Linked DNA regions of Homo sapiens: region 2 is linked to region 1. A link is a loop called in an ENCODE intact Hi-C map of the cell type or tissue named here. Cell type or tissue: IMR-90. All regions are shown on one strand. Links, peaks and the distances in the headings refer to the core of each region. The heading gives the core; the rest is flanking DNA. Region 1 overlaps CDK14 (cyclin dependent kinase 14). Region 2 holds the start of LOC101927473 (a long non-coding RNA gene).

Region 1 (12,226 bases), core at 2,819-10,818:
TATTATCTCATAGTTTCCAAGGATCAGGAATCTGGGAGAAGCTTAACTGGGTAGTTCTGATTCAGGGACAAAGTTGCAGTCAAACTGATAGCCAGGGTTGTACTCATTTGAAGTTTGGGTCTGATGGATCCACTTCCAAGGTAATTCGTTCACATGGCTGTTGGCAAAAAAGGTCTTAGTTCCTCACCATGTGAGCCTCTCTCTAGGGCTGGGCACATGACATGTTGGTTGGCTTTGCCAGAGCCAGTGATCAGAGATAGAAGGAGCCAGAGCCCAAGACAGGAGATGCAATCTTTTATAACCTAACCTTGGAAGTAATGTGCAATAACCTCTGTCACATCCTATTGGTCACCAAGACCAATCCTGGGATGAAGAGAGAACGGTGTGAAGACCAGAAGGTGGGATCGCTGGGAGCCACCTTTGGGGCTGCTGGCCACACTGATGATTATAGAAGATAACTGTTTTTTTTTTTTTTTTTTTTTTTGGCAAATTGTGGTAATATAGATAAATAACTGAAAATTTGCCATTTTAATCATTTTAAGTGTACAATTCAGTGGCATTAATTACATTCATAATATTGTACAACCATCACAGTATTTCCAAAACCCTGTCATCACCCTAAGCAGAAACTCTACACAAATTAAGCAACATTTTTGTTATTAAAATAATGTGACAATATTAAAGATAATTTTGGGAAAGTAGAAAAATAATCACCCAAAATTCTACTACTGTATCACAACCATTTTCATCTTGTATATTACATTTCAGTAACAGCTAGTCCACAGACTTTTTATAGTAATATGTTAGTATATATATTTTTTATTAATCTTTTTCCAGGAAACATAGGGAGAATTTCCTATGTTTTTAAAATCTCCATACGTAATTTCCTAACATTGTTGTGTAATATTCCACTGAGTTGCTGAATCATGATTTGTTAAACCTTTCCCCATTCCTTTAATCTTGGTTAAGTTGATACCAAGTCTTTTTAAAAATTTTAAACTACAATAAAATAATGAGAATTTTGGGGCAACTCGGTTTTTACTTGGTTGATCTATTTCCTTGGGAGAAATACTAACAAGTGAAATTGGTAGGTTCAAAACATAATTCCTCAGGTTTCCTGTTGGAAGTAAAGGAAAATCCCAAACTCTGGCCTGCAGGGCCATTCCTTGGCTGGCCTCTGCTTTCACTCACCAGTCTCCTCTTCTCTCACTCTCCCCACATTCACTATACTCTCACCACCAAGCACTTTCATTCTTCAACAAATATGAACTGAGTGCCTTCTATGGGACAGGCTCTGTTGTAGGCGCTAAGGACACGGATTAAGAAAAAAGTAAAAATCCCAGCTTTCATATGCTTACAGGCTGCCAGTGCTCTTTTTCATCACATTGCTCTGTTTTATTGTCTTCATGTACTTAGCTCTCTTTGAGATTATACTGTCTATTTTTTGTTTGCTGTCCTCGCTACTCTAGAAGATAAGTTCTATAAGAGTGGAAACAGCATTCCCAAACATCCAGAGCATCAAGATACTAAATTAAATTTCTTGAATGTTCCATGACATCTTTATGGCCGCTAACAGATGTTTCCATATTGTTTTTCACATTTACCAGTTTACAGGGACATCCGCAGTAAATGAATGGGCTCATTTTTCTATAACCTCACCAGTATTGGTGTTTATGAAGAAGTGGGTTGTGGATGTGGGGTTGGGTGCTAATGAAGGGTAGTCTGATGGAGAGCATACAAGGTACTGAAGCTATCTTTCGAGTTTTTGAAATATTGCATTAAAGTGTTATTTATCTTGATCGCTGAGATTTTTCTTCACACCACCTAAATTCTGAACCCAAGATGAGCACCTTACATGCCTCACTCTAGTCTCAGCCCTGTTTGGTATAAAAATGGCAAATGAGACAGGTACTTCCTAGATCTGCTCTTGAGACTACAAAATAACTGAAGACAGGAAAATAAAATTTGTAAAATAAACTTAGATGCTCCTACCAGGAAAACAATTTGAGAGTTGTTTTCGGGATTAAATGAGATGATACAGACAAAGCATTCTGGCATGCTGTGAGGCACAGACGTGTGCCGTGAACAAGTGTAGCCAGTGATACTTCATACTGCACTATTACCACTTCTCCCCCACCGCTACACTTGTAAAAAATTAAACTGACCTTACTAAATGGACTTAAAAGAGTCCCTTAGGACTGCAATATTCTTTCCCAAATTAGAGTACATCCCTGAAAATATTTTGGTAGGAGAAACCTCATTGAAGAATTTAAAATTAATGGGAAAAAACATGAAGTAAAGAGGATTGAGATCATGAGTGAACTCATATGAAAAAGGTCTCATAATTTTTATTTATTTTTCCTTTTTTGTAAATTTATTTTAGGTGCAGGGGGTACACGTGCAGGTTTGTTACATGGGTAAATTGCATGTTGCTGAGGTTTGGAGTACGAATGATCCCATTACCCAGGTAGTTAGCATAGTAACCAACAGGTGCTTGTTCAACCCTTTTACCCCTCCCCCTCCTCCCAATAGTCCCCAGTGTCTATTGCTGCCATCTTTGTGTCCATGAATACTCAATGTTTAGCTCCCAGTTACAAGCGAGAACATTCAATATTTGGTTTTCTGTTCCTATGTTAATATACTTAACATTAATGGCCTCCAGCTGCATCCATGTTGCTGCAAAGGATGTGATTTCATTCTTTTTATGGCTGCACAGTATTCCATGATGTATATGTGCCACATTTTCTTTATCCAGTTCAACACTGATGGGCACCTAGGTTGATTCCATGTATTTGCTATTGTGAACAGTGCTACGATGAACATGTGAGTGCATATGCCATTTTGGTAATATGATTTATTTTCTTTTTTGATATATAAACAGTAATGGAATTGCTGAGTCAAATGGTAGTTCTGTTTTTAAATGCTTGCTAAAATAAGATAATGGTGAGGTACCTTAAGAACAAATATTTTCAATATTCTTTTAAGTACCTTGAGATAGAAACATTCTCTTGATAGATATGCTTCAGAATCTGTCTCCAAATTTTAAGAAGATTTTGTAACTGTGTTTTGCTGTGTTACACACTAAAGTATACTACTCTCTTTGCCAATCTCCCCTTCAGGCCCACTCTGTTTGTCCTTTTTCTAAATGTCCAATGACTTCCTCATTTTATGGTCCACCATGATTGGTTCCTGTTTCTCTGGCCTACCTTAGTTTTATACATCTTGATTTCCTCCTGCCTAGTAGGCACCAGGATGCTGGCCTCAGGTCCAGATTGATCAACGCAACAGTGCAAAAGCATGCTTTCTACTTGGTCATCCTCATTCTTCTTTTCCCGTTCCCAATCCTTATGCTCGAATACTTCCAAATAGAGTGACACGCACACATCTGAACCAGTCCTCAGAGCTGCAGAGTATCAAACTGAAATCTGCTAGAATTCTGAGTAACTGTGATGTGTGTTTAGGGAGAAAATACTGCAAAGTCTTACATGGCAGGTGCTAAAGTTAGTATGCATAAAATTTTTGTTTGTCATTTTTGTTCTGCAGTTCAAGTCCTGGCAAATAATTTATTTACTCTGTGATGTATGCAATAAATATGAAAACATTGGAGGAGGGATTTTCAAATAATTAGAACAAAAATTCATGTATTTCTTTCAACGGATATTCTTTCAAAAAGATCGTTTCCTTCTACATTAGAATGTGAATGTGTAATTTAAGGAGTGACTTTTAACAACAAATCTGCAGGATGTATTTCAACTCTATGTTATGAGGAAGAGTTAAGTAGTGGTACCTCGTGTTCTCCTTCTAGTTGCAAGTCCTTGCCTTTGACTTTTCATTTTCTCTCTCTATGCTTATCTGAATCTGCATTTGACTGAAATGCTATTATCAAACAGCCTAAAGTACTTCTGGAGTTTGCAATTGGCTGTTCCCAACACAGAAACAGTTGCTACATTGTAGAAACTTTAGTGAAACGATTTTTCTGCGATAATTCGCATGTTCATCAACGGAAAGGCTACCAATCTTACAATGGCAGGGAACTTGCTTTGTGCATGGGAGCCCAGTCTTAAAGTTCATTACTAAAAAACACTGCTAAAAGCTTCATGGCCTCTATTTCTCTCTGTCATGCCCTGTGGTAAGAGGATGCCTAGGTTTTTCCAAGAGGCTGGTCAAATTATTCTTATAGTATGACTCCCAGCAGACCCTACATTCCTCTCTCATGTGGAGGAGGTTGTAGATCTGGGGGCACAGATGCTCCAAAGTGTGGTTTGATGGTGAGCATAAAATAGGCTGAGGCTATCTTTTACTGGAACTGAGCACAACCTTTGTTTCACAGTCCTTTATTCCTGACTTTAACTCTACATCTGGCTGTTTATATAAAATGATTTATAATGGAAAGGTGACATTTCATATCTGTGGCTTTAAGAAAACCCAAATTGGCATGATTGCTAGAGCTTTTTATCTTTTTGATCAGCATTTTCACCTTTATAACTGAAATAAAAGAAAGACAAATAAATAGGATTAAAACGCTGCACATTGAGTATCATCTGGGGTCCAACTACTTATAACTTCCAGGTACATGCAGGTTTTCGGGTATATCTCTAACATGAATCAGAAGCTGGTGGCAAAAAAAACCAGTCTACTGATGTCTTAAAACTAACAATATCGGCATAATGTAGGAAACTGAAGACAGGCATTTGCAGATCATATGTAAAGATATGGAAGTATTTAAAGAAATGAAAGAGAGAAAAAAAAACTCATCTGATTACTTGGGAGCTTAAAATAACTTACTTCCTTCCTTCCTTCCTTCCTTCCTTCCTTCCTTCCTTCCTTCTTTCCTTCCCTCCCTCCTTCCTTCCTTCCTTCCTTCTCCCTTTCTCTTTTTCTTTGACAGGGTTTTGCTCTGTCGCCCAGGCTAGAGTGCAATGGTATGATCTTGGCTCACTGCAACCTCTGCATTCCAGGCTCAAATGATCCCCCTGCCTCAGCCTCCCAAGTAGCTGGGACTACAGGCATATGCCACCATGCCTGGCTAATTTATATATATATATATAAAATATATAAACTACATATACATATATGTATATATATTATATATAAATTATATACATATGTGTATATAAATTATATATGTATATATGTATATACAATTTATATACATATGTGTATATAAATTATATATGTATATATGTATATATAATTTATATACACATATATGTATACACATATGTGTATACATAAATTATATATGTATATATAAAAATATATACATATATATTTATATAAATAAATAAATAAAATATTTTTTTTACAGATAAATTTTTTACAGATAGGGTCTTGTCATGTCACCTAGTCTCATCCCAAACTCCTGGACTCAAGTGATCTGTCCACCTTGGCCTCTCAAAGTGCTGGGATTACAGGCTTAAGCCACCACACCTGGCGACAAGAACATTTTCAAAATAATATTGAGGTCATTTCAAAAAGGATGATACAAACCTACGCTTTATTTGTAGTCAATGTAAACAGCTGCTCATACACACACACACACACACACACACAAACAAAACCAACTTAGTTAATGAGCTGGGTGTCAAGCTTCTATGTAGCCCGACACATTTTAGCACATTTACTAAGTTGTGTTTCTATATTTAGGAACACTAGATACAAACAGGTGACGAGTGACAGAGCTTAGACTGTGAAATGGCCAGCGCCTACAGAATCAGTGCTGCCGAAATGCCATGCTTTGAAACTCCATTCTGGATACCCAAGAGAGAGACATTCAATATTCAACAAAATCGAAGAATTTGAAAATGGAAAATCTCTCGGATGTTCTGAGAGAAAGCAAATCCTGGGGCAGAGTCATAGGATTTGGATTTAAGCCTATAGCTATATAATAAAGAAATAAGTGCAAAAATAAAAACTTGGGCAGGAGGTTTTTAGCTGAAAATCCTAATTCACCTCACAACACATTATGGTAAAACACTTGCTTCAAGCTGATCAGAAGTTATGTTCTATCTTGCACCACGCAATTTGGTAGTCTCTAGCCACATGTGGTTATTTAAATTTAAACTAATAAAAATTAAATGAAATTAAAAATTCAGTTCCTCAATTGCACTAGCCACATTTTAAATTACTCAATAGCCACACGTGGCTAGTGGTTACCATACTGGAAAGTGAAGATAGCGAACATTCTTGTCAATGCATAAAGATCTATTGGACAGTACTGCTCTATATCCTTAAAATATGTAACGCAGCTTCTAGAAATTTCTACATTCTCATAAAGGAATAGTGTAGTTCACACAATGGGAGGATTTGCCTCTTTAGATGAACGGTAGAGACTGGATTGAGAAAATCAATGAATGTGGCAACAGAGAAGGGGTCCTGATCAGGGACTCACCCCAAAGAAGTGTGAGGCAGGCAAAGGAAGGAGCCCAGCTTTAAGCCCAACGTCTACTCTGAACAGAAAATGTCCCTGTGGAAATGTTTTTCATTTTCTTGGGAAAAATAAAAGGCACTAGAATTTTTTGGCAGTCACAAGCTAAAAGCAAAGGATGTGAGACAGCAGAATTCTAAGATAGGAAGGTAAAGTCCCACTTGACTACCAAATAAAATTAGAACTATAGGTACAGCTTGACTCAAATTCTACACTTCAGTAAAGGGTGACAAGAAATGAGAGCCAAATGAAAAAAATTCCATTTGTATTTATCTTTATAAATATAATGATGTGCTTAGTCCCATTTGGTGGCAAAGGCATGGAGCCTGGTGTAATCCCTAAGTAGCCTCCAAGGTAGGCTGAGCCAATTCATAAAAAATATTCATCATCCAAACAGACACCTAACGTGGCAGAGAGGGACAGACAAAGCATGGGGCAGCTCTGGCTTCTCTAACAGAGACATTTTACTTGTTTTGCTATCGGAAAATATATATATAGCTGCGTATCTCATATTTTACGGAGATAAACAGTTGCCTGTTTTTTTTTTTTTTTCCCCTCAGAGCATGCTGCCCTCTACAGGCCACATGGATATACACATATGTGAAGATGCATAAATAGGGTTCAGTTATATCCAAATAGGATCATTAGTAAAGGTAAGATGAAAAAGAGGGGAGGAGGTTGGGTATATCTGCGTGTCTAAAAGGCTTTAGAATCAAGATGAGAAGCAATCAACATTTATAAGCCTCTGATAAACTTTACCTCTTCAGCCGACAGACATATAAGAAATTATAAACAGTAATATAGTCCTATCATGCCGTTTTCCCTGAGAAACTTAAAAGTATGTCGACAGTCATTTTTTCTTTGTTTTAACTAGGGAGGAGAGGCTGGGGAAGAAAGAGAAGGAAGAATGGTTGACGTGGTTTGATGCCTTTTCCTAACATCTCCAAAGTACATCAGTTTTGATCTAAAACTTATTAAAACTCAGTTCTAAATTAGCAAATAAAAGCCAAAGCATTTAAAGAAGTACACATGATTTTATCCCTAAAAGTTTAATCTTTTAAGCCCTGGCTTCAGTGAAGTAGTTAAAATCTGGCCTAAGAAATGAGAACTACCCTTCATCTTTACTTCAAATCGATTCTTTTGCAATAGTTGTGCCATAAACACACACTCACACACACACATGCACACTCACAGCTGGTATGTTTATTGGTTTAGTCACTAAAGGATTTAGCTGGACAAACATCACAAAGATGATGGCTGATTTAATTGAATTTATGATCAAATGTTTTCTATTGCAGGAAGAGTGGGAAATCACTTATGGGGAGATTTGAATAATTTAAGGGAAGTTCTCTATTTGGCATTATGTTTGTATATCAAGTCTTGAGGGATTAAATACAGCTGAGGACTAGCAGAGAATTCACATAGAGATACACAAAGATATGCTGTATAACAATATAATGAGGGCCAGAATATTGATCCCTTTAATATTTCTATTCATTTGTCTCATTTATAGTCTGAGTAATAATAACCACACACACACACACACACACACATATATATAAACTCTATGAGACTTCCATTGTAAACCAATACTAGATTTTTCTGAAATCCCAAAGATGTTGAAATGATTTTAAAATATTCTTTCAGAGAAGACAGAAAAATAATTGTGTTGGGAGTTGTGTATGTGTGTGTTTCAGGCTTTTCAGTGCATTTTTGTTGTTGTTAAAGACATAATGAAATCTGTTGTTAAAGTAAATGTCACTGCCATGATGGAAATAACCGTTTAACATGGGATCTGTGCCTTAGGGTATGGATGTGGCTCAGTGTCTAAAAGAAAAAGGCCAGTTACTTTCAGAATCCCCTTCCCATTTTCCTCACCACAACAGATATGGCATGGCCATGCTCCCAGCCTTTATTCATTGTGTTTTGAGAGATAATTCATCTACCTTCCCCCTTTAAATGCTGTAAACAGCAAGGATAATTACTTTTAGTCTCACCTCTGAAATGACTGGGCCAAATGGATGCCCAGATCCCACACATCTGGCTTAGGGTTATCCATCAGTTTGTGTACAGGTTATATTACAAGAAAAGGTCCAATAGACATTTGAACTTGGTAACAGTGACCTGTCTATGGGTTTCTTTCAATCTAATTTGGAAAACTGTCTAATAAAATGTGTTTCAAGACTAAGAACAAATCACAGTATTGCATTAATTATGTACAACGCTATTTGTTAACACACCACTCTTAGGAAGAAACTGTTGAGGAAGGGGAAATCTTGTTTTTACACAACAAGCATTAAAAAAAAAAAGTTTTGGTGACCAAGCAGTTCAGCATGTGCCCCTAAGAAGGTAAAAAGAATATTCCAGAAGATGTCTGGGGACTCTATGTAGGAGTGGTATCCATGTTCAAGAGTAATTGCTTATTCGGAGCTGAATGAAACGCTCTCACTGGGAGGTAGGACAGGGAGCACTGAAAAAGAGAAGGGAGGTAAACTAATATTTGCCAAAGGACTGTGTCTAGTAAGGTACCCAGTAATTTATACCCTTACCTTACTTAAAGATTAAACAATAATCCTGCCAAGAGGTTATACAAATTGAAAAGCTGAGGCTCAGAGAGGTTAATGAGCTTCCTGAATATTACACAGCTCAGTAGTGGAACTAGGGATGAACCTGGTTCCTATGCTACCAAAGATGATGCTGGCTCCAAGCATTTAATTGCTATTTGTGTCAATAATTAGCTTGTGCAACCTTCCTTCCTCTCTTCTGTTTTTTTCTTTGCTATGTCAATACTATTTATTGATGGTATATTCTTAGGTCAGTAAGACCACTATGTACACAACATGTTAGATGCAGGTGTTAATAAGAATACTCTAGGAGCTCTATCCTCACAATGAATAGAAATTGAGCCCCAGTATTATAAAGTCTCCCCAAATGAAGAGAGGGATATATTGTTTCATGAAAATCAAATAAGTAGAAGGTGGAATGGGTAACAGTGGATACTAGGGATGACATTGTTGTTAAAATCATCTCTTTCTTAGCTAGGGATGGTGGTAGGTACTTATAGTCCCAGCTACTTGGGAGGCTGAGGTGGGAGGATTGCTTGAGCCCTGGAGGTCAAGGCTGTAGTGAGCCATGATCATGCCACTGCAGCCTGGGCAATAAAGCTGCAAAAAAACAAAACAAAAACGCTAAAAGCGAATAGTGTTTTTCTCCAGTGACTTCTTATATTCATCTTTATTTTGAGGCTGAACATTCACTAAATTTGTAAATATTTTCTTAATCAAATGAAAATGATATCAATAAATTTGAGGAAAGGTATCACATATCATGTGTTTCTTTTACATAAGGAGAGGTAAAAATGACTGCATTTCTGTTCATGCTTCACTTTGTAAAATGTGGTAGTTTTCAATGTCCTAAAACTTAAGAATTAAGATATATACACACACACACACACACACACACCCACAGGGGCCCAGTGAGGAAGACCTGGATCAGCTCTTTATTTGGAAGGCTTATTTAGAAAATGGAGCCCCTCTCAATAGCATCTCATATGTGATGAACAGGAAGCTGAGCCTTTACGGTGTTTTCTGAGTAGAGTTAGGGGAGATCAAGGAGATCGGGAACAACAGCAGAGAGGTGAATTCTTAAGGGAGTTCAAAAAGGGTAGAGAGCTGTGTGTCTAACCCCTAACAGTTCCCAACAGAAAAGAGAGAGAGACAACACAAGAAGGAGAAAGGAATAGAGACACTTGCAACAGGCTGCGCCCCTCAGGAGGGAACAGCGTGGCTTCTGGAGGGGAGGAGGCAGGGAAAGGAATGTCTGCTTGATGTTCTTTGATATTTCCACTATTCCCCCTGCAGATTTATTATGCTTATTGGGTACTCCAGAGCTATTATACTCAGGGTGTTTACAAATAAAAGATAGGGGTGAGAAGCAAAAATAAAAAGCAAGATCTCTGGACACTTGAGTGCAAAATGCAATGACTCTTTAGTGTAGTGTTTCCAAAGCAGCAGACATCCACATTTGTATTACACTGACGAGCATTTAAATGATCTAGAATTGTGTCACCCAATATGGCAGCAACCAACCACATGTGGCCCTTAACTCTTGTTAATTACATTTAAATATAGTAAAAAAATTCAGTTCCTAAATCACAGTAGTCACATTTTAAGTGCCCTGGAACCACAGAGGCCTAATGGCTACTGCATTTGTCAGCACAGACCTAGAAATGTCGGGCCAAACTTTCAGTTACCTCAGAGGCCAGCGGCCTTCTTGAGCATAATCTCTTTTTCCTCTGTGCTAGAGATAAAAACTGATTTCTTCCTTATACATAATTTTAAAGATACCAGTTGTGAACCAGGCAACTTGAAGTCAGAAGCCTATGCCTGTTACCTGATGGGTCAGAGACCAGGCAAAATAGACGGTGTCTGACCTGGCTAGGACTGGATTTGCTCCCCTGTGCTCTGCTTCACTCCATGACTCCGGATTGAATGGGAAACTCTAGTACCCACTTCTGATAAGCAAAATGGCCCCCAAAGATGTCCACCTGTTAACCCCTGAAGCTGGTGAACAGGTAACTTTTCACAGCAAAAGGGACTGTACAGAGAGAGTAACCTGGATTAACCAGGTGGGCCCAATCTAATTACATGAACCTTCAGAAGCAGAGAACTTTCTCCTGCTGGAGGCAGAGGAAATGGGGCAGACAGGAAGTCAGAGAGATCAGAAGCTTGTTTGATGGAGAAGGTGGCTATGTGATGAAGCATGCAGGAGGCGTTGAGCGGGTGGAGACAGCGAGCAAGGAAGTGAGACCTCAGCCATACCCCCCAAGGAACTGAATTCTGCCAACAACCTGCATGAGCATGGGAGTAAATTCTCCCCGAAAGCCTCTAGATAAAACCCCAAGTTGGTCAACATCTTGATTTTGGCCTTGTGAGACCCAGAGAAAAGAAATCAGCTCAGCTCTTCCAGACTTCTGCCTGACAGTACTGTAAGGTAACATGTTTGTACTATTCTACACCAATAAATGTGTGGTAATTTGTTATGGCAGTCGCAGAATACAAACACCCATGGCATATTTGGGAGAACAGAGGAACTCCTACAGTTTATGCTTCTAGAATCTGTTTGGAGAAGACTTCGAGAAAGCCTAATTCCATCTCCTCCTTTCAGGGAAATGAGCAGCCCAGCTGCCTCTAGAAGCTCTGTGCCACTTCAGAAGTAGGGTTGGGTTTTATTCCTTAATGAGCTGGATGGCAGGAGGAAGGTATTAGCCGCATCGTAAGCGTGCACTTTTGGATGAGGAGTCCAACACGTAATCTGAAAGGATGAAAAGCAATGGCTGTTGCCAACTCCCAAGCCTGGCACATACTGCCAATTAGTAAGAGAGAAGATGGGTATTTTCTGTCTATCAGAAGGGGATCAAAAAACGCGTGTCCAACAGATAACAAATAGCATGGGGCCTGCCCTTGGCCATCACCAGGGGTTATTAATGACACTGAATTCTTTGCTACAAAAAAAGAGACATGGATAAGAAATCTGGCAATGACACAAAATGACAGGGCTTAACCTCTTGGGGGCAGTGGGAGCTGTGTGGAAGAGGTGACAAACCTCACTGGTAGGGTGTGAGTGGGTAGCAGGCAGGCCTGTCATCTCTGGCACTTAGACTGTCACAAAGCCAGCCTTTTTCCCATGGTGCATTACCCAGCAGTGGGCAGGAGAGGCCCAAGTTGGTGGTGTGGGCAGTCAGCCAGCTGCAAACACTGTTTTCCCCAGGACAGAGGAAGTCAGGCTTCTGTTCTGTCC
Region 2 (12,226 bases), core at 1,329-9,328, 290 kb before region 1:
GTGTGTGTGTGTGTACTCATAATGTGCATGTCCATGTGTTTAGCACAGTCAGATAGAAGACCACTGGGCCTGGACACTTTCCCTGGCTTCATCTGGCATTGTGAGGCTTAACATCACCTGGACAGTGGGAAGTAGAGGCACATCCTATGGGTGTGGGGAGTAGAAACTGTTTTCTGTCTTCCTCCAGGCACTTTCGCTGCCTGTCCCATGATTGCCCTCTGTGCCAGTCTGTGGGGAAGTGGAGGCCAAGTATTAATAAAGCAATATGGGCATAAGAAGAAAGAGATCAGTGGAGTGAAGTCAAGTATTTTCATGAGCTACTATAATCAACTAAAATATTGTTGTGTGAAAGCAAAATCCTCCACCAAGAAGAGAGATCTTCGTCATTTCACCCTACCTCAAACCCTGATCAGGCCCAGGGGAGGAACAAGAAGGGGATGTGGGTTGTCACATTATAGGCCCACACCCGTAGGACACTTAAATGCAGGTATGAAAGGGACCCAGGGAAGCCTAACCTTTTAAGTTACAGCTGAGATCCTCTTTGATTGCTCCCTTTTCTTTCATATTTGGATATGTTCACAATTTTCTCAATGTTGATTTTAAGTTTTGGGTTAGTAAAAATGTCTTTCTCCATATACATTACACTTTCTTTGGGCCATAAACATCTTGTAACTCTTCCAATACCTACAATAGTGCTGTGTGCATAGCAGGCAAATCAGAATACCTGATAAAAATAGTTCTAGATGCTGTCTAGTGTGTGTCGAATGCACTGTGAATCTGGGATTGTATCTCAGACTCCTGCCAGCTTACTATGGCAATGTGTATGTTTTTCTTTTAGTGGGCTCTCTTTGGTTAATGATCAAAATCACTCTGATGTTCCCTAACACGCTCATGAAGATCCCACAAACATATTTTAAGAAAAAGATAATTTATTCTTCTTCTCTGACAGGCTCCAAGACTGTGGTTTCTTACATTTTTGAGGAAGAAAGGAATCTCCATGGTCTTGTAGCCCAGTCACTCCCCAGGTTTCTACGGTCCCCCCTCTACTTCTCCATGAGGTGGGCTCCCAGTGTCTGGCTGAAGCTTTTCAGGGAGAGAGAGCACAGTCCCTTCCAAGACAGCCCTTTTCCTCTTTGAACAGCTCTGTTGGATAGAAAGATATCCACCACATTGAGTGGAAATAGATCTACCCTGGAGTTCTGCCTCATGTGACCATGGAGAATTAGCCTAATCTCTTTTGAAGACAACTCTCATGTGTCTTTCCATTTTATAAGCTATCTCCAAGTCTTCTCTCATCCTAGCAAAACAGCCTGGCTTCCTTCTGGCAAACAGCTCCTTGGCTGCTGCAGGTGTCATGACTTGTGGGACAGAGATGAAATCCTGCAGTTCCCAGAAACCCAGAGCAGGCCTGTTTTATGGAAGAAACATGAACACTCTTCTCCTTTTTCCTTGATGGGCCCATGCCCAGTACTATTGCTGAGGGTGGGCACTCAGGGTGTGTGCTCAGGCAGGAAAACCTTCCTTCTGACAATCTGAATGTGCCCTGGTGGACAGGCCAGTGCCTGCTTCACCCTGCTCCTTCTCTGAGGCATGGGTAAGACTGAAGCTTGGGATGACAGGAGAGAGACACTAATGTCCCAACCTCTCCCTATACCACAGCCCTTATCCTGGGAGCTCATAATTCAGAGGATAAGGAGAGGCACATTTTTCTCTAATGTAAGAACTAAGATTAATTTAACTAGTAAGAGTAATTACAAGTCTTCTAAATGTTTCTGGTTTTGGTACACATTATGGTGAGAAACTATCACATTCTTCATCAGTAGGGAGGATCACAAATGACCAAGAAAACAAACTCGGACTGAATAAAGCCATGCTAGTGGGAGTTTTGCTTTTGGCTTTGTTTTAAAGTTAGGCATAAAATTATGGACTACAGAGATGAAAACAACTAATCATGTTACAAATCCCTTAACTAATGAAGGCAAAATAATTACATAATATGTTCTGTTCTCCTTGGGCTCAAGTGGCAAAAGTTTTGAGTTGGGACAGTTTGTGTAAGACCAGGATATGCACGTTCAAATGTACTTTACATGAACTATCCTGTAATCTCTGATTCTGGGGAAAACACGTTGAAAATTATCTAAAGATGGAGATACCTAGGGCAGGAAACTAAGGTGCCAGCTTGAAATATTCAGTCAATCTGGTTCATCTGTCTGCTCACTAGCCTCTCAGGTTGAATCACTATCTAGGTCCTGACTGTGTTCCTTGCCAGTAAAGTCAGGTAAGTTGGAATCGTTAAAAAGTTTTCAATCTGCCCCATTTGGGTACATTTGCATTAATTGGGTTTCCAACTATAAGAATAACTGGTGCTGGGCATGGTGGCACACACCTGTAATCCCAGCACTTTGGGAGGCCAAGGAGGGTGTATTACTTGAGGTCAGGAGTTCAAGACCAGACTGGGCAACATGGTGAAAGCACATCTCTCCATAAATTGCTTGAGCCTGGGATGTCAAGGCTATAGTGAGCCAAGATCATGCCACCAGCTTGGGTAACAAAATGAGAGCCTGTTTAAAACAAAAAGAAAAATGACATCCAACATACACACATACACACACACAAACACACACCAAATAAGACCCAAAAGTATGGTGTAAGGTCTTTTTCCTATGGGTAAGATGGGTGGGGGGCATGGAATTAGCTATGAAAACCTGGTGTGCTAACTACTGGAACAGAGGGTACTGAAGCACACTGGGGAGAGGAGGAGGAAGGGAGGCTAGTGTGACGAGGGTGAGATGGAAGGCTTCAGGATAGACCGAGGCCTTAAGCTCAATCTTGAAAGACAAATAGGAGTTAGCCTGATGGTTGAAGTAAAGAAAGGCATTAAGAGCAGAGGGAACATCACATGAAAAGGCACTGTCAACGAGATAGGAGGAAAATCAGCAAGGAGGAGTAGCACAGGAAAGCTAGGAAGAACAGATGATTAACAATGCCAAATGACAAGGGATCAAGTAAAATCAGGATTTAAAAGTGTTTCCTGGCTGCTAGGGTGACCTGAGGCTCCCATCCCTGCACACTAGCTTACTGCAGTTGGAGTATCCATTACCTGGAATCACAGAGAGTTGGAAGAGACCATAAAGGCCTCAGTCTCAATATGAGAGCCTCTCTATGGCCTTCTGATGAGGGCCTTGAATCTAAGCTTGATTACTTCCAGAGCTAGGAAGTTCCACCTAATCTCATGGTCAGGCCAACTTTAGTGGTTAACAAGTTCTTTACACCAGATAGTTGCTGGGGCCTAATATTTGAGAATAGATATCCCAGATGATGTATCCACCTGTTAGAACTGTTCTCCCCTCATCTTGGGCCCACGGTACCCAATAGTCAAAAAAGCTACCATTAAAGACCACACATTATGTGCCAGACATTGGGGCTATATCAGAAGATTATGTATGTTTTCTCATTTAATCCTCCCAGTGACCCTATTAAAGTAGGAATATAGATACAGTTATTTTGTTTTTGCAAACCACAGAAATTGATTCAGCTAGCTTAAGCAAAAACACAATCTATCAGAAGAAAATGAGGAGGCTCATAGAATAAAAGAAGCTGAACAACTAGGCCCCAAGAAGGAGGCAGCAACTTCGAAACTCAGGAAATTCAGGCCACAGGAACTGGTGAAATTGATGGACACCTCTTTATAATGCCATCCTCAGAAGGAATAAACTTCAACTACTTTTCATCCTTGGGTCACTCTGCTTAAGATTAAAATCCTAGGGAGGAAAAGCTTGACTGTCCATGGTAGATAAGTCATCTTGATTGACACTGAGGCTCTATTTGACTTGGGAGAAATTAAGATGCTTCTACTAAAGCAGGAAGAGGAAATGCTGAGTAGACAGAAACAACAGATGTCCATTAAGACAGGTGAGGTTATCCCCATTGTACAGATCAGGAAACTGCAGCTCAGAGAAGCCAAGCAACTTACCCAAGTTTACACAGACAATAAATGACAGGGCCAGGGTTTCAACTTAGACCTGCCTAACTCTAAAGCCTGGGTGCCTTCCATTCCTCCTTGCTGCCTGTTTGCCTAAACTGCATATGGACGTTGCCTTTGGAGTCAAGCCATGCCTGGTAGGCTGAAACTCTACTGTCAGTCCAAGAGCTAGGTCAGTCTCCTCAACTCCCATCCCAGTTGCCAGTGGGAGGCTCCACAAACAGTTTCCTGTCCTGCCACAGAAGCCTATCTTGCTGTGAGGAAACAGCCATGCTCTGAGGCCCTACTGGGAGACAAGAGAATATTAAACCACAGCCTGTCTTTCCAATGTCTATTCATTGACCCTGTGTTGCCCTTGAGAGCAACACACAATACTCCCTTCTCCACATGCTAACCTTCCAAATATTTGAAAAGAGGGATCTGTCCCTCTTTCCAGATCTTCTCTTTGCAAAGCTAAATATTCCTGTTCCTTTAACGATTCCTCATACTACTATCCCATATGACCACATGGGGATAATTTCCATATGTCGGCTAATTCTCCAAGACTTACATCAGATGAGAATCTGGCCCCGTATGAAAAGAAACTATTTCCCCTCGCTTTCTCTTTCTGATTCATTAGATTTCACATAAACCTTTCTGATGATGACCTGCTGTTTTCAAACTCAGCTGCAACCCACTATGACTCAATAGGCAAAATTCTCATTCTTCAGTTTTCGTTTATCATTTCCCACCAATCCAAGGCCCCAGCGAGCACCCTTCAGGGGCTACAGCCCATGGGCAATATGTGTCTGTGAAAAATGCCAAGTTTTGATCCTTTGCCATTTTTTAGTTTATATAAAGTCATATGACTTTTAAAAATCAAAGCTTTTGCTCAATGTAAATAATTTAAAGTTTGAACAGCTGTAATCATATTCTTCAAAGAAAACACCCTGAAAGGTGGTTAAGGGTGTTATGTGCCAGATCCTCCCCCTAAAATCTCTTTAATTGTTCTTTTCATGAAAAAGAGAGAGTGCGAATAGAGGTTTGAACAATGTTTTGAGGTTTTGAGCATTTGCAAGGTATTACTTCATGAAGACATTAGTTGTGCTGTTTCTGAAACAAAGTGTCTGATTATGTAAATAGTTATGGAACCTCAAAGTTTGAGTTGGAAGAAAGGAGGAAAAAGAAGAGTTGCACATGTAGGGAAAGAAGTCTAGGATTTTTCTGTTCAGAATCTTTCAGCTAGGCAACTCCAAAAACTGCAGCTGGAACATTCTAGAATTAAATAGGTACTGGAAGTTGGACTACATGAATCCATGTCGAAGGCTCAGCATGTGACTCAGACACAGTAAAATATTCCCGTCGTTTTGCTCTTCAGAACATGATTCAAAGTCTACCATTTACGTTCTGTCTGTCATAGACAAGGAACTGAACTCAAACAGAGGAACTTATTGTTTGGGCTCTGCCACCAAAAGCTATGTATCTTTGAACAAATTACTATTCAACTTTGAAAACCCCTTCCATAAAACTGTTGGTCAGTGACCATCTCTCCAGAGAGAAGATCTTTAAGAGTGAATCTGTGGTAAGAGGAAGGTAAGAAGAGAGAGCAGTTTCTATTGCTATATTGCATTGTTCTACCTGGAATAGAGTCTCTCCAGTCCTCTGCTTGACTGGATTTAGGATGCTCAGGCTGAAGAATGAATTGCTTAATGGAGTTGGTAGCTTCTGTGGTCACTAGCCATCAGGTGTACAGAACTGTAGAATCACAGAATTGGAAGGTTCACTAGACGTCATCTGATACAAAAACATTTGCCTAATGAAAAGATGTCTCCACATTGACTAGTTGCAGTGGCTTATGCCTATAATCCCAGCCCTTTGGGAGGCCGAGATGGGAAGATGGCTTGAGCCCAGGAGTTCAAGGTTACAGTGAGCTATCATTGTGCCACTGCACTCTAGCCTAGATGAGAGAGTGAGACTTGAAAAATAAAAATCTCTCCACAAGACCACTGAGTAGTGATGTCTGAAATGGCGGCTACCTGAACACAGGAATGGAGCTCTTGCCACCTTTCAAAGCAGCTTATTCTGTTCTGGGATGGCTGTAGATGTTATACCATTTCTATATTGAACTGACATCCACCACCTTTTTGTCTTGGATATACCCTCTTGAACCACAGAGAATAATATCTACAACGTTCCTAAACTTCCCAATTTCCTTCAAATGTTCTTCATGTGGCATCCCCAGACCCTTTGCTTCCCTGGTCACCTTTTTAGTGCATACCTCATTTTGTTTCAATTCCTTGTGCATAATTTGAATCTAGCCCTTCTACTGGGCGAACAATGCAGATTTGTGGAAGTCTAGACTATGAAGCCAAGTGCTATATTTGTCTTTTTCCACTAACAATTTGTAAGGGCTGAAATGTTGTAGGTACCCCCACAATATTTATTGAATGAGTTGTTTTTGTTTGTTTGATTTTTTGAGACAGAGTCTTGCTCCGTCACCCAGGCTGTAGTGCGGTGGTGCGATCTTGGCTCACTGCAACCTCAGCCTCCTGGGTTCAAGCAATTCTCATGCCTCAGGCTCCAGAGTAGCTGGAACTACAGGTGTGCACCACCACATCCAACTAATTTTTGTATTTTAGTAGAGACGGGGTTTCACCATGTTGGCCAGGCTGGTCTTGAACTCCTGGCCTTAAGCGATTCTCCTGCCTCTGCCTCCCAAAGTGCTGGGGTTACAGGTGTGAGCCACTGCACCCAGCCTAAATGAGTGAGTCTTTAACCTTCCCTCTGGTTGACTTGGGTAGAACTCCAAGGAATATGAAAGTCAATTCTTCTAATAGATGGTAAATGAAGCCCTTTGGATTTGAATAAAGAGAATGGTTCTCTCTCTCTTTCTCTTGACTTCACTCTCTCTTGCTCTCTCCTGCTCTCTCTCTCTCTCTCATCCTCCCAGGAAGAGACAGATTAGACTTATTGGGAGGCTGGTAAGTTATGCTTTAATATGTTAAGCTAGGTGGAAACACCATTACTAGAAAATAATTTAGACCTTGGGCACCTTGGACTCAACATGTGTTGTACTGATGTTTTCCAGTGCCTTGGTGATTCATACAACTTTCTGGGATCTTTTGATTAACAGAGAAAAAGTCATAAGATCAGCAAGAAGAGAAACTGTAGATTTGCCTCAACTCAACATGTTAAGTAATCGCCTGACATCTACATAAGACCACCTCTTGGCACCTGGCTACACAAGCTGAAATGGGTAATTCACTAATTACTTGGGTGTGTACTCCTTTAAATGAGTTGTGGAATGGGTGAATATTTGGGGGACTCCACTGGAGTGAAACACAGCTGTTGAATTATTTATGTTTGAATTATTTACGTTCACTTGAAAACCACGGAACACAAAAGTCCTGTGATTCCACCTCAGCATTTCCAGCCTCCATGGACAGATTTTGGCTGGTGCTTGAGATCCAGGTCCTGTCTCTAGCAGGCCCAGTTGCAAGGTATGACTTAACTCTCTGTAAAGGGCTGTTGATTGGCAGGCACCTCTCTTTGAGGACAAGAAAATAATCTAATAGGATTTATTATTCCTCTGAATACTTCCAGTTTTAGTGCAATTAAATTAATGTGAACATATTTTTCTGTGGTGCTCTCTTGCACTAGGCTCTCGCATGCTGTGTGTGTGTGTGTGTGTGTGTGTGTGTGTGTGTTGGGGGGAGGGGGCATGTGCACTTTGTTTCATTTTATATTTTCATAAATAGCCAGGAGACTGAAGAGGGCATGGACAATCAGAACTCTAGTTCTTGGCAAGGAATTACAAAGTGAAGGAAATCAGCTTTAAAAGCTTTTTTGGCCCCTCACATTATTACTAAGCAAAACCTAACAAGGATATGAGGAAGGAAACGAGGCAGTATACTTTTCAAGGAAACTAACCTGAAACTATTTAGAGACATGCTATCTACAGTTTCTATTAAAACAAACAAACAAACAAACAAACAAAGTTCTCAATACATTCCTTTCCTCCTAAGGTTTAAAATAATCCTTAAAGCCAATATAATTACAGCATTTACTTCCAGTCCACATCCATTTTGTTAGCCCTCTCCAATCTCAACCTTGCATATCCTTCATCCCTAGAAACCACCTCATTTTAACTGAAAAAATAAAAAAACTGTAAAACAAAAGCAAAGACTCGTAATGATATATGGTTTTAATTCTTAGCAAAGACAAACAGTTCGTTACAGATGAGCATAAATTAAATGACTAACAACAAAATCTGTGCTTTACTTGGTGATCCTGGGTTGACCTTTTCCTAAGATGTACTTCTGTTGTGGTCCCTGGGAAGAAATACCTATTGAGGGACAGGATTCTGACTGTAAAGAAATGATTATAATTCACAGAGCAGATTAAATATTCACAAACAAGCTATTCATTTCTCCTAAACTTCCCAGCCAAAACCCCACTAGACTATACTTTCACAACTCCTGCATAAGGATTTCACTAACAGTTCAGGCTATCTTCTTTCCAGTTCCCACTGTACCTATTGCTGACTGTTGGAATTCTCCACCACTAAGCGTGGGCAGTCTGACTCACTCTAGGGTCTGAGAATAGGGGCCTCCACATCGTGAAGTTCAATGCTTCTGAAAAATAAGGAACATTAGACAGTGTAACCACACCAGTTAAATAAAGACCCTAGGCAAAATCATGCTGGGGAAACCTTCCAGATTTTAGTGAGGACTTGCTGATTGCAAGTTTTCTTTCTTTCTTTTCTTTCTTTCTTTTTCTTTTTTTTTCTGAGACAGAGTCTTGCTCTGTTGCCCAGGCTGGAGTGCAGTGGCTCGATCTCAGCTCACTGCAACCTCTGCCCCCTGGGCTCAATGGATTCTCCTACCTCAGCCTCCCAAGTAGCTGGGACTACAGGTGCACACCACCATGGCTGGCTAATTTTTGTATTTTTAGTAAAGATGGGGTTTCACCATGTTGGCCAGGCTGGTCTCAACCTCCTGACCTCAGGTGATCCACCTGCCTCAGCCTCCCAAAGTGCTGGGATTACAGGCATGAGCCACTGCACCTGGCCAGTTTTCATTTTTGCTTCTATTCAAAAAAAGATTTAGTGTAAGGTATTTATTTATATGTGGCTTCTTGACTTTCTAAGTGATTATTGAAAAGTATGCAGTGTGAAGACCTTAATCCCAAACTCTCTCTCTCTACAGCATCAGATTATTACAATTTTGGGTGCTCAGAGGACAAGCAGAGGGCAGAGCACTCCAGTGTAATATTATTTACTTGTTTATAGGTCTGTCTTCCCCCACTCAGCAGGAAACTCTATCAAAGTCAAGAACTGTGCCCTTTGCATCTTTTTATCCCCACTGCCTTGTTTGATGCCTGGTACGCAGCCAATAAATATTTGTCAAATTAATCCGTGAAGGTAAATTGAAAGCACACCATTAGTGTTAATTGGCAAGACCTTCTGTGGGCAAGTAAATGTGCCCACTAAGCCCTGGTAACCACAGTGTCTTTTGAGGCCCAACATTAAGCCCTTTTTCATTTTTATTGCCAAGCACAGAGCCTAAGAAGGCCTCAGTTTGATTTCCATATTTGGATCATGCTGAGTGCAGACCCCAGTTCTATAATCCATTTCTTTCTGAGGCTGTTGGCATCTCTGGAGTTGGGAAGTAACATCTGCTTCAGTGAGCTGATTACCCAATGAGAAAAAAGAGGTAAAGGCCAGCGTTAGGTGGGGTCTGACTTAGCTTCAAAGCAGGCATATGGCATGTATCTTAATGAGAATTTGCATATTCAGGAAAGACACATCTGAAGGGCAAATTAACTGGTTCAAGACACAGCACATAAATACAATGCGGCTGATCAGATTGCCCCTAGTTGAGGGTGCGCTGTCTCTTAAAAGCCTTCATATTTATTTTTCCCTTTCAGTTCCCACTGCATCACTCTGGTTGGTGTGCTCGTTTACCTCAACTCTGGATTACTGTAGTGGCTCTTCCTATGGTCTGTCTTTGCTGGATGTCTCTTTGTACCAAATCCTGCTCCTCAAACTAGAATGTTAATCTCTCTAAATCCAAGGCTCAAATACCAAGGCTTCATTTGCCTTGGTTTGCTCAGAAAGCTTGGCTCAAAATCAAGACTTTCATTTGCTAAAAAACCAGGGCTTCCCTTCTTTTCCTGGCACTCAAGTATTTCCTTGAGGATCTGGTCTTAATCTGCATTTCCATGCTACCTCACTACCGAGTTCCAATCCATCTCTCCATCCCACCAGGCTGGTCCATTCATTCATGCAGGGCTTCCTGATTCCTTTCTGCTTTCTTTATTTGTCCTAATTGCATACAAAGTCCTATTTACATTGCTTCTGCCCACCTATTCAGGTTCAGTTCTCGTCTACTCCACAAAGCCTTCTGTTGTCATTCTAGTCATCACCAACAGTTCCTTATCTGAACAACTATAGAACTATAGGACATTGGGAGGGAACTAATATGTATCTATGTTTTAAGAATCTTTTGGTTCAAACATTATTCAGTAGGTTAAAAGCATAGGTTCTTTTGAAATTTCAATGTCAGCTCACAGACTTTCCAATGTGGGGACCTCCTGTGATGCAGAGAACACATCCCCAGTCTAATGAGATAAGACAGGTGTGCTCTGTCCACTTCATGTCTTTTGTCCCTTTTAAAAATAACAACGTATTAGAGTTATGTCTAGAGGAGTGAGCAGGATCAGTCAGAGAAAGGTTTTAGTTTTAAGACAATTCTACTCTGAACCATGAGAAGATCCAAGTTAAAAAAAAAATTGTTGATTTGGATCTGAATGGTGACAGCTTGTGGGGTTGGCTGGTTAGAGTATAAGGCATAGTGGCAGAATGAAACTGAATTATCCAAGAAGAGGAGGGAATCCCAGGAAAGAAGGTGTTCCCAGGCATCCATACAAGGCAGAAACATAGAAACACAGCAGAAGGTGGCTTGTGGAGAATGAGAATGGCAACAAAATCTGCCCTATCTTTTGAACTCTATATGGATTTCTGAGCAGTTATGAGTTAGATTAAGTTATTTCTGGTGATGGACTGATCATGTATCCATTTGCAGGAGATGCAGAGAATAAGAGCAAGGATCCATCAGCCTGTAAGGGACTAGATCAAGGGGCCCTGCCAGAGAGATTCTCCTGTGGGAGTAGGAGGAGACCGTGGTGGTTGTGGTGGTGGTAGAGATGAATATGACATCAGGAGGAAATCTACCTGATTGGTTCATGTAGCCAACAGAAGGGAAGACCATTTTATCTAATGTCAGCTACATAAATTTTACTAACAATGCCTAGAATGAAACAGCTTCCAAAGTGCTAGATTTAAACCTAAAGACTGAAACCTGCCACTTATTCCACAAACACTCCTGGCAGTTATAATTTGTAAGACTTTGTTTTTTAGAACATGTTTTTCAAACATTTTTGGTTACCTGTGGTAAAAAATATCCTATACAGGCTGTTTCATGGAAAAAAATCACATTTACTGAGGATAAAATACAAGGCATTTTGATTTTTTTTCTAATTTGTTCTGGTCTTTTTTATTTAAAAAATGCTGGCCAAGACCTACTAAATTGACTTGATGACCCACTAATTTAAAAAACTATGTTAGAACAAGCAGGCCTGGCTGACCTCTAGACTAGAAGACAAAAGCTGAGAGAGACCCAGCAAACCCTGCTTCTGAGAGATTGCCAGGGGTACTATTAATGGAAGATTATAAAGGTCTCTTTTAACTTTTAAACTTCATCTTTTATTGCTTTGACCCTGTTGTTGCAGTAAAACTCCTTGAGAAACCACACAAGGATGGAATACTTGCTTAGAGACATGAGAGTAGCCTAGAATCTAAGAATCTGTACTTCCTTCTACAGTTGTCTTTGGAAAAAGAATAGACATTCATGGCAGACCAAAGATCACTCTCTGAAGGTAGGACCATGTTTTTATATCCCCTTCAGCACCCAACATGGTGCCTCGCATGAGGAAAATGCTCAATATAATGGTTAATTACATATTTTGAGATTCATACATCCTGGAAGAGCATCTTGCAACTTTTAACAGGTGTTCCCCCTTTTAATAAACATGTACTCACATTGCTGACTATATAATCCCAGATTCTGATCCAGGACCTTTCACCTGTCTATGCCTCCATTTATGATTACCTGCTCTAGAAGATGAATAGAAAAGGAAATGAGCATTTGTTTTTTAAAAACTATTAAGCTCCAGGCACATGGCAAAATGTATCTCATTTAAATC

What was found. Peaks named below come from ENCODE experiments on the same cell type or tissue, not always from the same donor. Only the 100,000 strongest peaks of a DNase experiment are listed, where the experiment ranks them.
Region 2: it touches region 1 in a loop (3.0-fold over the local background); 2 of 110 quality-filtered maps call a loop at or near these places.

What each region holds. Positions count from the first base shown.
Region 1 is chr7:91,084,324-91,096,549 of GRCh38, reverse strand. All of the region lies in intron 12 of CDK14 (cyclin dependent kinase 14), which reads right to left. Among named protein-coding and RNA genes, the nearest start is that of FZD1, 170 kb to the left of the region's middle. In IMR-90, for the core only: a CTCF peak has its summit at 7,005 (motif pointing left); no DNase peak of the experiment used is centred there; H3K4me3 peaks cover 203 bases.
Region 2 is chr7:91,375,736-91,387,961 of GRCh38, reverse strand. The region is part of intron 3 of LINC02932 (long intergenic non-protein coding RNA 2932); the gene reads right to left. It overlaps LOC101927473 (a long non-coding RNA gene), which reads left to right and starts at 7,099. Exons shown (of 3, transcript XR_001744964.2): 1 at 7,099-7,217; 2 at 11,845-11,899. In IMR-90, for the core only: no CTCF peak of the experiment used is centred there; a DNase peak (open chromatin) is centred at 4,581; H3K27ac peaks cover 631 bases.